Linked DNA regions of Mus musculus: region 1 is linked to region 2. The links are chromatin contacts, found by POLR2A ChIA-PET in ENCODE. All regions are on one chromosome and are shown on one strand. The core of a region is the stretch at or near the end of the contact, and the rest is flanking DNA. Distances in the headings are between cores, read along the strand shown.

Region 1 (5,740 bases), core at 1,195-3,694, 82 kb before region 2:
TTCCCAGCAACCACATGGTGGCTCACAACCATCTATAATGGGTTCCAGTGCCCTCTTCTGGTGTGTTTGAAGAGAGCAGTGGTGGTGTACTCATATGCATACAATAAATAAATAAATAAATCTTAAAAACTGATTTGGTCAATTATACAGACCCAGCATAGCACGGGGAAGAGAAGTCTACAGGATGCAGAGGCTTGGCACCTGCTCTGTGGCAGCCGCACATCCACAGAACATGTGCTCTGTGGCAGCCGCTCTTCCTTTGCAGAACATCATCCTCCAAAGAAGGGACGGGGTGGATGGAATTAAAACTTCAGTTTTTCAAAAGAGGAAACTGAGGTTCAGTGAAGCCATTTCTGAGGGTCATGATGGGCTCATCTGACTCCAGAGAGAATCTAATTTATCGCGTGTTTACATATATGTGTGTTTTGATTGCATGTATGTGCACCACATATGTGCCAGCAATGGTCAGAAGGCGGCACTGGCTGATCCCCTGGAACTAGAGCTATGGGTGGTTGTGAGTTATCATGTGGGTACTAGAAGCAGATCCTGGGTCCTCTGCAAGAGTAACAAATGCTTCTAACTGGTAAGCCATCTTCTCAGGCTGACTAGAGGAATTTTTTTAAATTATTTTTATTTATATCAGTACATTGTTGCTGACTTCAGACACACCAGAAGAAGGCATCGGATCCCATTACAGATGGTTGTGAGCCATCATGTGGTTGCTGAGAATTGAACTCAGGTCCTCTGGAAGAGCAGTCAGTGCTCTTAACCACTGAGCCATCTCTCCAGCCACTAGGGGGAGTTTTTGATGAGATTGTTTGTGCTTGTACGTATGCATGTGGGCATAAAATCTAGCACGGGACTTGGTAGACACAGCAGGTGTTCAGTAAATCACTATTATACTAATGATCATCTGACAGTGATGGAGGGCTGAGAGCTCAAGCTATGGAATAGATCAGGGGTGAAGTAAGGGGCGCACTCTAGAGTCAAGCAAGCATGGGCCACTCACTGTAGCTTTGGATGGGTCACTGCCTTTAAACCTGTAAAATGGGATAATGGTGGCCTCTCACAGGGTTGTTCTGATGGCTCTATACATTACAAACACTTAGCACGGTGCCACGGAATAAAGAGCTCAAGGTGTGATAATAATTATCATTATGGCTTTGCAGATACAAATTTATTATGTACTAGAAAGGAATTATGAGGATGATAGTTACATCTATTTCAAGGGAAAAACTTATGTCCCAGTGTGCCTGTTCAAGGCCCCAGAAGAAGCCCAAGTCCAGAGATCTTTAGGCATCTCATCTTGGAGTTCTTTCTAGCCCCTGCATTCCAACTTTCTCGAACCCACTAGGAACGCCAAAGGGACCAGAAACTACACTCCCAGGAGGGCGCTAGCGCAGACCTCAAAAGCAGGTATAGTGGTGCAGTCGCGAGGTCGGCTGGAAACTGTAGTCTCTAGGTCCTTAGACCACTGATGGGCGGTACCTGTATCAGGAGGCGGAGCAGCTGCTCCTTGGAGAATGGAATGAAGCGCTCGCGGTACTGCTGGGCCCAGTCGCAGGGCTCCTTGGGGTTCCACATCTTGCGGTACACCCCCATCCTGTTCTCCAGGGACGACAGAGCTCGGGGAGTCCCGAGGAGAGCAGGCACCAGGGACCATAGTCGGACCTTGGACCCCCAGGTCACATGCAACATGGCCTGCCCCCTTTCCCAGAGCCTAAACATAAGCAAATGAAGGGGGATGTCAAAGGTCAGTTGGAGGTAGTACCTCCACACACCCCTCCCTTCGGGGACAGTTCCTGGCCAGTCTCCCTCCCTCTAATCCCTTTCCGGTTCCTTCTACACTGCACATTTAGGTTGGCTCCGGAATAGGGTCAGAGGTCGTAGTTTGGAGTATCTTGCAGGCCCAGGGACCCTGAAGCGGTACAAATGGTCTCTGAGAAGCTTAAACAATGAGGTGGAGCTCAGGAGTGTTGAAAAACTAGGAAAAGTTAATAGCGGGTGCTGGGCCGTCCTTCCTGGGCCATGCAATCCCCCACCCTGCCCTCACCTTAACCAACGCGCGACTGTCATTGAGCCTTCTGCGCATGTGCAGTAAGAGGTCCTAGGCCCAGAGGATTGGCTTCAGCAAGCAGTAAGGCGCATGCGCACAGCCTGAGCCGCTTGAAACCATTTAATAGCCTTTATCTCAACTGCGCATGCCTCATCGCTAGTCCTTTTTTTTTTTTTTTTTTTTTTTTTTTTTTAAAGGTAATGCGCACGCGCTGAAGACGTGTGGTCCGCTATTTGGAGCTGGGTCGGGCCCTCGCGCGCGCCCGGCCAACGGCGACCCGCCCAACGTCCGCCGAGACCACGCCCTTTCCATAGTCAGTTCGGATAGGCGGAAAGGAAAGGGGCGGGACTTGGCTGCAGCCAATCATCTGTAGAGGACAGAAAAGGCGGGAAAAAGAGGAACCAAAAAGAGGCTAGAGGTGGCTCCCGGGACCAGGAGAGGAAGCCAGGCAGGCAGAAGAGGAACGCAGGTCCTCGGCCCTCGGAGAAGAGGTGGTTCTCTTCAGCCAGCGTCCCCTTGGGGTCTCAGCACTTCCGCCCCCAGGTCCTTAGAAGGGAAGCCCCTAGTCTAAGGAGGTTGCCATGACTCTCATACCGAGTGGCAGCTGGTTTCTGAGGCTTCAGTCTTAAGACAATATGTCATCCTGAAACAGAGCTGAAGCCTAAGCAAGCCTGGTGTTACGGAAAATGACCCAAGTTAGGGAACACCTCAAATATTGCTGGGCTCTACGTGGTCTTCTATACCTAGGGTAGCTGCATTCCCTCAAGGACCAGTCTACAGTCCCCCTATTGACCCCACTCTGAGGGCCCAGCAGACCTGCCACCCCTTATCACCCTCATCCTGTATTCCCAAAATCTAGGGCCCTCAGAACCCTCTGGCCCCTTATCAGCACCTGAAACCTCCAATAGCCCATCAGCCTACATTTCCAACTTCTGGAACCCCGAAGCAGCCTTCCAGCCGTGCTCCCATTTCCAGAACCTCCCACATACCCTATCATGTCTCATCTCCAGCACCTAAGACCACCCAGCAGTTTCTCACCCCATATTCCTGACAACTGAAAACGGGAGCAGCCAGCCCCTTCAGCCCACCCCCTCTGTTCCTAGGGCTCCTAACAGCCCCTCAGCCTATCCATCCCCACAAAGGAAGGGCCAGTACTCCCCACTCCCAGCACTTTTACTCTGACATTCCCATTCCTCTTTTCTTGCAGTAGCTGAGCCTTGAGGTGGGTCTGAGGCACACAGGAAGTGGTGCCCAGAAAGCAGCACCCAACACCCCTGCCCCTACCTCCCGGGACACCCAAAGAAGAGCAGCCACTATGCACCTCCCTGAAAGCCTCCACGACCTGGCAGACAATGAGACTGTGCGCTTTCTGAGGAGACCAAAGAGCATCTCAAGGATCTTCGGAGGGGTGAGACCCCAGGGGTCAGGACACAGGCGACATCCAGGAAGAGGGCAAGGGGTCAGTGTGGTCAGAGAGGGAGAGAAGCAGACAGGAGCCCAAAACTGAAGCCACCTTTTACTGAGTATCTGGTCACTAGCCACTGTCAGCATCAACCGAGTCATCACAAGAAAGAGCCCCTCAAACCTGGGGCTCCTCAAAGGGCCTCTCAAATCTGTCACACCAGCACATAAAAGACTGAGGTAGGAGGATTGACATAGGTTTGAGGCCAGCCTGGGTTACAGTGTAAGAAAATGGAAAAAGTGAAAAAGAACCCTTTCAAAGGCGAAGAAAAGTAAAGCCACCCCCCCAAAAAACCCCATAATTTTGATAAATGGCATCAGTGTTTGAAGACTGCTTGTCCAGTGGAGTAGCCACAAGCCACGGGTGCTACTCCAATTCCAACTCATCAAATGGGATTCAAATGGGCTGCTCTGCAATCATGGTGGCCATATTTCAGGGGCTTAGTTGCCAAAGGTGCCTTATGAGTCTCCAGTTGGACAGCATAGATTCAGGCCACTTCACCATGCCAGGAAGTTCCATGGGACAGCATCCATTAAGGTTAACACAAAAGGGGGGAAGCACCACTCGGTTCTAGGAGATGCTAGGACCCATCCATTTTCTATTTCTCAGGTAGGGGAGGGGTGAACAGGGACTAGATCTATTTTTTTAAAAAAGCATAGATCTGGGAGGACCACAAGCACCAGACTCAGGGAGCAGATGTGAGTCATCACTGTGCCAGGCGTGATGCCGATGCTTTCTGTGCATCACTACCATCTTCCCAAGGGATCTGGACACTGAGAGCAAAGTCCCCATTCAGCCCACTGGTGCTATGTAACCTTGGAATAGAACCAGCCAGCCACTGCCTCTCTCTGAACATCAGTACAAGGGCCATCTGTGTCTATGGGCTGCGACCCACACTGCCTCCTTCTCCTTTTAAAGATTTTAGAAGCATATATATGTGGCTTCATGAGTTTATGTGCGCCACAGGCATGCAGGTGGTGGTGGAGGCCATAGGGGCTCAGGTCACCTGGAACTGGCGTTGGAGTCTGTTGTGAGTCTTAGTTTCTTTTCTATTGCTGTGAAGAGATGCCATGACCGAGGCAACTCAGAAACGAAGGCATTTAATTGGGGGCTTGCTTGTCGTTTCAAAGGGGGAGTCCATGACCATCATGGCAGGGAGCAAGGCAGCAGGCAGACAAGCATGGTGCTGGAGAAGTGGCTGAGAACTTACCTCTTATCTGCAAGTTGAAGAGAGGAAGAGAGAGAGAGAGAGAGAGAGAGAGAGAGAGAGAGAGAGAGAGAGAGAGAGAGAGAGAGAGAACTGGGGTAGCATGGGCACTTGAAAACTCAAAACTTCACCCCTAGTGACACACTTCCTTCCAAAAGGCCACACCCCTCATCTTTACCAAACAGTTTCACCAACTGAGGACCAAGCATTCAAATATATGAGCCTGGTCAAGGTGTGGTGCCACACACCTTCAATCCTAGCACTATAGAGGCAGAAGCAGAAGGATCTGCCTGAGTTTGAAGCCTGCCTGGTCTATATAGCAAGCTCCAAAGCAGCCAAAAATACACAGAAAGACCCTGCCTCAAAACAAACACAGAACAAAACCAACAACCTGAGCACCTGAGCCTGTGGGGGTCATTCTCATCCAACCACCACTCACAGTGTCCCTAACCACTGAACTCCAAACCACCACTCACAGTGACCCTAACCACTGAACTAGTGCACACCCTGCTTTATGTCTCTGCTGTCTTTTGTTTGTCTTTGTTGTTTGAGGCAGGGTCTTAATTTGTAGCCTAGCCCAAGTGAGCCTTGGATTCACAATGATCCTCCTGCTTGAGCCTCCCTGAGTGCTGAGATTATAGGTATGAGCTACCATGCTCAGCCAGCCTGTACTAGTTGTGCTGTTACCCCTGAACAGAACTGACAACTGAGGCAATGGTGAGATCAGATAGGGCTGTGGGAGCAGGAGCAACCCTCTGACCTGGTTCTTCACAGAGAGTCTCTAGGAAGTCAGCATTCATCTCCTCCTCCATGGGTTAAACGCCAAAGTCTTTCCTCGGGTTCCCAGGCCAGAGTGTCTTCTCTCTGTCCTCTCGAACAGAGTCCAGACAGGACTGGCTTTGAGGTCCATCCTAGCCATGTGTCCATTGGAGGGACATGCTACCCTGTTGGCTGGGCTGTCTATGACATTACCACCATCACCAGCATCAGTACCTCTCATTCCCAGAGATGCCCC
Region 2 (5,233 bases), core at 1,317-3,816:
TTCTGTGGTTCAGGGCTGATCAGAGTCCGGGTGGGATCCTAGCTGTCTGTGATTTGCTGGCTCCGCTCTGCCTAGCAGGGCTGGGGACCTCCATGACCTTGGCTGGCTTGCTATGGTTCTGTAATGCCAAAAGGAATCAAAACTCCAGAGACCAGCGCTGTCCTGTCCCAAAGCCTAGAAGTCCTAGTCACCTTCAGATGGACAGCCTGACAGCTCTAGGAGGTAGACACTGCTCTGGGTGGAGCTTGCAAGCAAGAGCCTGGACGATCACAGAGCTAACGAATGGAAAAGGGAAGGAAGAGGCTGAGGCCGGCAAGCCTAAAATATCCTGGATTACTATACCTAGTGATGTGTGTCTCTTTCTCACAGATATTATACAGATGTGTATTATATATGATATAAATACAGATCTCTATCTTTTCTGTTTGTTCTGTAGTAAGATGTGAAAAGCCCCAAGCTAATTGGAGTCCTGCAGAGATCCGGGAAGGCTCACTTCATTTAGATCCCAGCAGCTACAAGTAACTTCAGGACTTTAGGCAAATCTCTCCTCGTGATGCTTCTGTTTTCCCTGTAACAACAGCCACAGTTCTCCTGGCAGGGTGGTCCTTCACCCTACAGAGGCTAAGATACAGTGTAGGTCCTGAGATTTCCTCTCCCTACCCTCATGCTGAAACAGCCTTCCAGGGGTAGTGGAGGGGACACTGACTTGATGGCTGGATCCATGTACTTAGATTCAGAACGAGCAAAAAGCATGGGCTATCACCAGGGGCCAGTGTCACCATTTCCCTGCTCCAGCTTAGGGGCTGGGGATGGGAGAGGCAGCAGTTGTCTCTAGGGTATATCCACTGTGAGAAGTGGAGGTGTTCACAGGGGGAACCCTGTCACTGTATGAAGGCCCCGGAGCTCTGGCAGGGTACCTGTATTTCTGAAATTGTGGGTCTCTGTTCTTGGCCTTTACCCATTGGTGCAGCCGCCTAAGTGCTCAGCAGGCTGAGGGCCAGCCTCAGGGGAGTTGCCAGAAAGCAGAGGTGTCCTCACTCATGTTCCCTACTGGGAGCCAGCACCATCGCTGGCACTGGCTTGCCTGAGTGCTGAGTCCACCCATGCCCTCCTCTGGTTCTCATCTTGCTTTATCCTTCAGAATCCCCAGTTAATAACCGGACAGGATTAATTAGCTGGCAGCTCTCCCACCTCCAAGTCCAGGGCAGGGACTGGGAACAAAGGAGACCATGGCGGAGAAGGATGCTAAGTTGGTTGGGCTGAACAGGCAGGGACATGGGATTCTAATGAAAAGAGAGAACTGGGTAGAACTGGTGTACCCAGGGTCTCCAGAAGAGAAGGCATGGGTCACGCCAGTCGTAAAGGTCACAGAGGGGATTAGGAGGCTCCGTGACTAATCCAGAGGCTTACCCAAGTCCTGGCCCAGAATCCGCCCCCACCTGAGCAGCTCAGGGACACAAATGAGGACAAGACCTGGAAGCCCCATCATGGGCCTGGGATTTACAAGTGTGCCGGAGTTCCCCATCACACAGGCCCCTCACTGCTTTCCCTGTAAAGAGGAGAATAATGTGTGGAGGAATGAGTTTAAGAAGAGCAGTGAGCCGAGCAGTGGTAGCGCACGCCTTTTAATCCCAGCATTTAGGAGGCAGAAGTAGGAGGACTTCTGAGTTCGAGGGCAGCCTGGTCTACAGGGTGAATTCCAGGACAGAGAAACCCTGTCTCGAAAAGAAAAAAAAAAGGGGGGGGGGCAGGAGTGTGGGAACTGAAAAGGTTGGGTGGAAGGAGGACTTTAAGCACAGGGTCTTGGAGAGTTGACAGAGTGCCAGGCAGAAGATTCTGAGGAAAAAGGGGTGTCTTGGGAGAATGCCTGGGGAAGGCAGGATTTTAGGAAGAGGAAGCTAAGAGGGAGAGTTTAGGAGGAAGAGTCACCGCGCATTCACGGTACCCAATACCATAACATTTGGAAGAAAGAATGCTTTTATTTACCATCCTTTGATTCTGAGGAGATTTGAGGTATGTAGGAAAGTCTCATGTAGAGGTATGAAAAGGGTTCAGAGATAGCGACCTGCAGAGAATTACCCTGAGAAAGGAGGCAAAAAGACCGACCTGTGTGGCTCGCAGTTGCTTGGCAACCACTGCGGTCAAAAGCTAGCGTGGAGGGCCAGGAGGTGTGGCTCGAGCTGCAACCCAAGGTTGAGACCCCGCCCTTGACAACAAAACTAACAAAGCACCGCCCCCTAACAACGAATGCCTGTTGGGGGGGGGTGGAGGGTTAAGTACCGCTAGTCTGGCTTGTGCGCAGGCGCAATCTCCCCTCTCCATGAAGCCACACCTCCTGGTCACTTCTTTATCAATTTTCTTATTGGAGGATAAAGCTGCCAAGGATTTTCCTTTGTTTCGGGGGCGGGACCGAGCACACTACCCACAGTCCGATTGGTCAGGCTAGCAGTCTATCGCCAGCTGTACGTGCCTGCATCTCCTTCTTGTGTGCCTATTGGTCCTGGAAATGATCCTGTGGGGCTAGGGGGCGGAGCATTCTGGGAGACCCGCAGCAGATTGGGTGGTGTCAAAGCAAGGGGCGGGCCCCACCGGCCGGGCGGTTGGGCCGTGAAGGGAGAGTCTTTTCGGCGCTGAGGACGGGCGCTGAGGAGGCGGCGGTGGCTCCTGGGGCGTTTGAGCGGGCTCACTCGAGCCCGCGGGCCGACGCGGACGCAGGCCCAGCCGGCGGAACCGCCCCGGACTCCCCGCGGGCCTTCCTAGCCGCCATGGAGGACGGTGTCTACGGTAGGCCGGGCGAGGCGGGCGGGCGGGCGGAGCGGCTCCCGAGCCCCGCCGCGGACAGCAGGGCAGTGGCGAGGCTTCTTTCAGCGCGCGGGACGGGCTTCCGGCGCGGTCGAGAGCCGGGGGTCCCGGGCCATTGTTTGGGCCGAGCCCGCTTCCGGCGACGGCGGGCGGGGCGGGGCGCGCAGCGGGGCGGGGCGTACACCCGCGGGAGCGGCGGCCTGGCTTTCTTCCTGCGGACCTAGGCTTAACGCCGTCCTTTCCGACCCTGACCCAGGGTCCTGCTGCCGTAGCTTGTTTCTACTGTGTACCCCAGATCCAGGCCACGTTGTCCGCTATGGCGGAACCAGAACCTCGTTTCTTTTCCAAGAAATGCACCCAAGATTCAGGACCCCCAACTTTCCCATCATGATGGAGCCAGAATCTGGCCCCCTTACGAGAAATGCACCCCAGGTTCATGCTAGGATCCCTACAGTGGTGGATCCAGAAGCCAGAGTCCTGGTGTCTTTCCAAGATTTGCATCCGAGATCTAGGACCCCAAAGCCCTTTTGATGATGAAGCCATGAGTCCAAGGCCCTGTGTCCTTCCAAGTAATGTTTCCAATATCCAAGCATCCTGTTCTACTGTGTTGGGACCAAGGAGCCAGGGCTTCCAAATAAAGCATCTAAAATTCAGACTCAGGAGTTTCTAATTGTGGTGATGGGTCCAGAATCCCAGGGACTGGTTGCCTTTCAAGTAATTGGCCCAGAAATTCATCCTCAGACCTATGAGCTGGGATTCCTAGGCACTTCTGACACAAACTCAGGACTCAGTTTTACTCCCTCTCCTCAGACTTCTGGTACCCATTCCTCTTCTGGACAGGAATCCAGGCCCCCAGCCCAAATCCTTTCTCAGGATGCAGGAGTCCTGACCCCCAGAACTAATTTCTTGACCCTGGTCCCCAGAGCCCCCAGACTTGACTCCAGAGGAGCGCATGGAGTTGGAGAACATCCGGCGGCGCAAGCAGGAGCTGCTGGTGGAGATCCAGCGCCTGCGAGAAGAGCTAAGTGAAGCTATGAGCGAGGTGGAGGGTCTGGAGGCCAATGAGGGCAGGTGAGGCCTGTGGGCACTCATGGGACATGGGGCTTAGCCAGGGCCCTGGATGCTCAAGCATCGGCCCTTGGCTGCTCCCCACCCTGCTTTTGCAGTAAGACCTTGCAGCGGAACCGGAAGATGGCAATGGGCAGGAAGAAATTCAACATGGACCCCAAAAAGGTTAGCGGGGAAGATGACTCTGGCATGGTTTTCATATCCCTGGTTCTAGAAGTGTTAAGACAATAGGTAGCCTTTAGACAGCAGACTCTGGATCTCTACACATCTGTTCCATGATTATCTGTGTAGTGAGGGCCTGGCCCTGTGCTTTGCAATGCTGTGAATCCTAAGACCCTGTCATAGCCTAGGCATCCCCTAGATAGAAGTGCTAACAGTTCAGGGTGAGATAGGGCAGTAAGAGAGGGGTTTTCCCGACACAGGAAGAGCCAGGAAGGGATTCCATGTTCATGGCTTGATGGACAGGTGTCTGGTACCTGCTTCATTTCTTTATTGTAGTGTGTAGAGTATCCAGTTATCCTTCAAACCTACTCCTTGCAGACCCGGTTGGACATGCTGGAATTAGCCTTAGAGGCTGAGGGCCTGGGTTAGGGATGGTGCCTGCAGAGCTCTGTGTAGGTGATTATGCTGTTAGGGTGAGGGGGCTTGGATGCTGAGGTCCGTGGGGAGCAGGAACCTCTGCCCTGGGCACACATCTGGCCCCCTTCCTCTAGGGGATCCAATTCTTGGTGGAGCATGAACTTCTGCAGAACACGCCTGAGGAAATTGCCCGCTTCCTGTACAAGGGCGAGGGGCTGAACAAGACAGCCATTGGGGACTACCTAGGGGAAAGGTGAGCTGCCAGGCCTGGACCGTGCGCCCACTCTCATTAGCACCTCATGGGGTAGAGCAGGTCTGTGGCCTCCACTGGGTGGATACACTGGACTGACTGGCTCTGGTGGGAGCTTGAGAGTATTGGGAAGTGGTGCCTGAAGACATCCAGTAAGTCAGGGCACCATTTATGTTTGTGGTTACTGTTGAAGCCTGAAAGTCAGTGGCTTAACCATGTATTCACAAGTGGATTGTCTGGAAGTCTGGAGCCATGGGCCAGAGTCACAAGTATATAGAAACCCTCTGTAGATAAGTGAGTAAGTAGAAACTGGGAATTGCTTGTGAATGCTTAGATAAAGGCCAGCTCTTGAGATAAAGGCTTCTAAGGAGAACAGTTAAGAGAAGTGACATTAGGTCCTTTGTGTGCTCAAAGATCTGATAGGCTGCAAGAGCAAAGTGTCCTATTCCAGGACCCAGCCTGTGGATGAAGTCAGGGGGCAGGCGGAGCAGCTGTGGGGGAAGCACAGTGAACAAGATGTGACATTGTTATCTG

What was found. ChIA-PET counts read pairs that join two places held with the same protein, here RNA polymerase II (POLR2A).
Region 1: POLR2A ChIA-PET joins it to region 2 with 34 read pairs in Patski. The contact joins the promoter of Syngr4 here to the promoter of Cyth2 in region 2. POLR2A ChIA-PET finds 5 or more read pairs at or near these places in 2 of 5 experiments (Patski and embryonic stem cell).

What each region holds. Positions count from the first base shown.
Region 1 is chr7:45,893,415-45,899,154 of GRCm38, reverse strand. It overlaps Syngr4 (synaptogyrin 4), which reads left to right and starts at 2,444. Exons shown (of 5, transcript NM_021482.2): 1 at 2,444-2,547; 2 at 3,264-3,464. The coding sequence starts at 3,372. Tmem143 (transmembrane protein 143) reads right to left here and starts at 2,086. Exons shown (of 8, transcript NM_144801.2): 1 at 2,054-2,086; 2 at 1,489-1,720. The coding sequence starts at 2,076.
Region 2 is chr7:45,811,649-45,816,881 of GRCm38, reverse strand. Cyth2 (cytohesin 2) reads left to right here and starts at 2,566. Exons shown (of 13, transcript NM_011181.3): 1 at 2,566-2,784; 2 at 3,726-3,873; 3 at 3,969-4,035; 4 at 4,584-4,702. The coding sequence starts at 2,766. It overlaps Kcnj14 (potassium inwardly-rectifying channel, subfamily J, member 14), which reads left to right. Exons shown (of 3, transcript NM_145963.2): 3 at 1-415.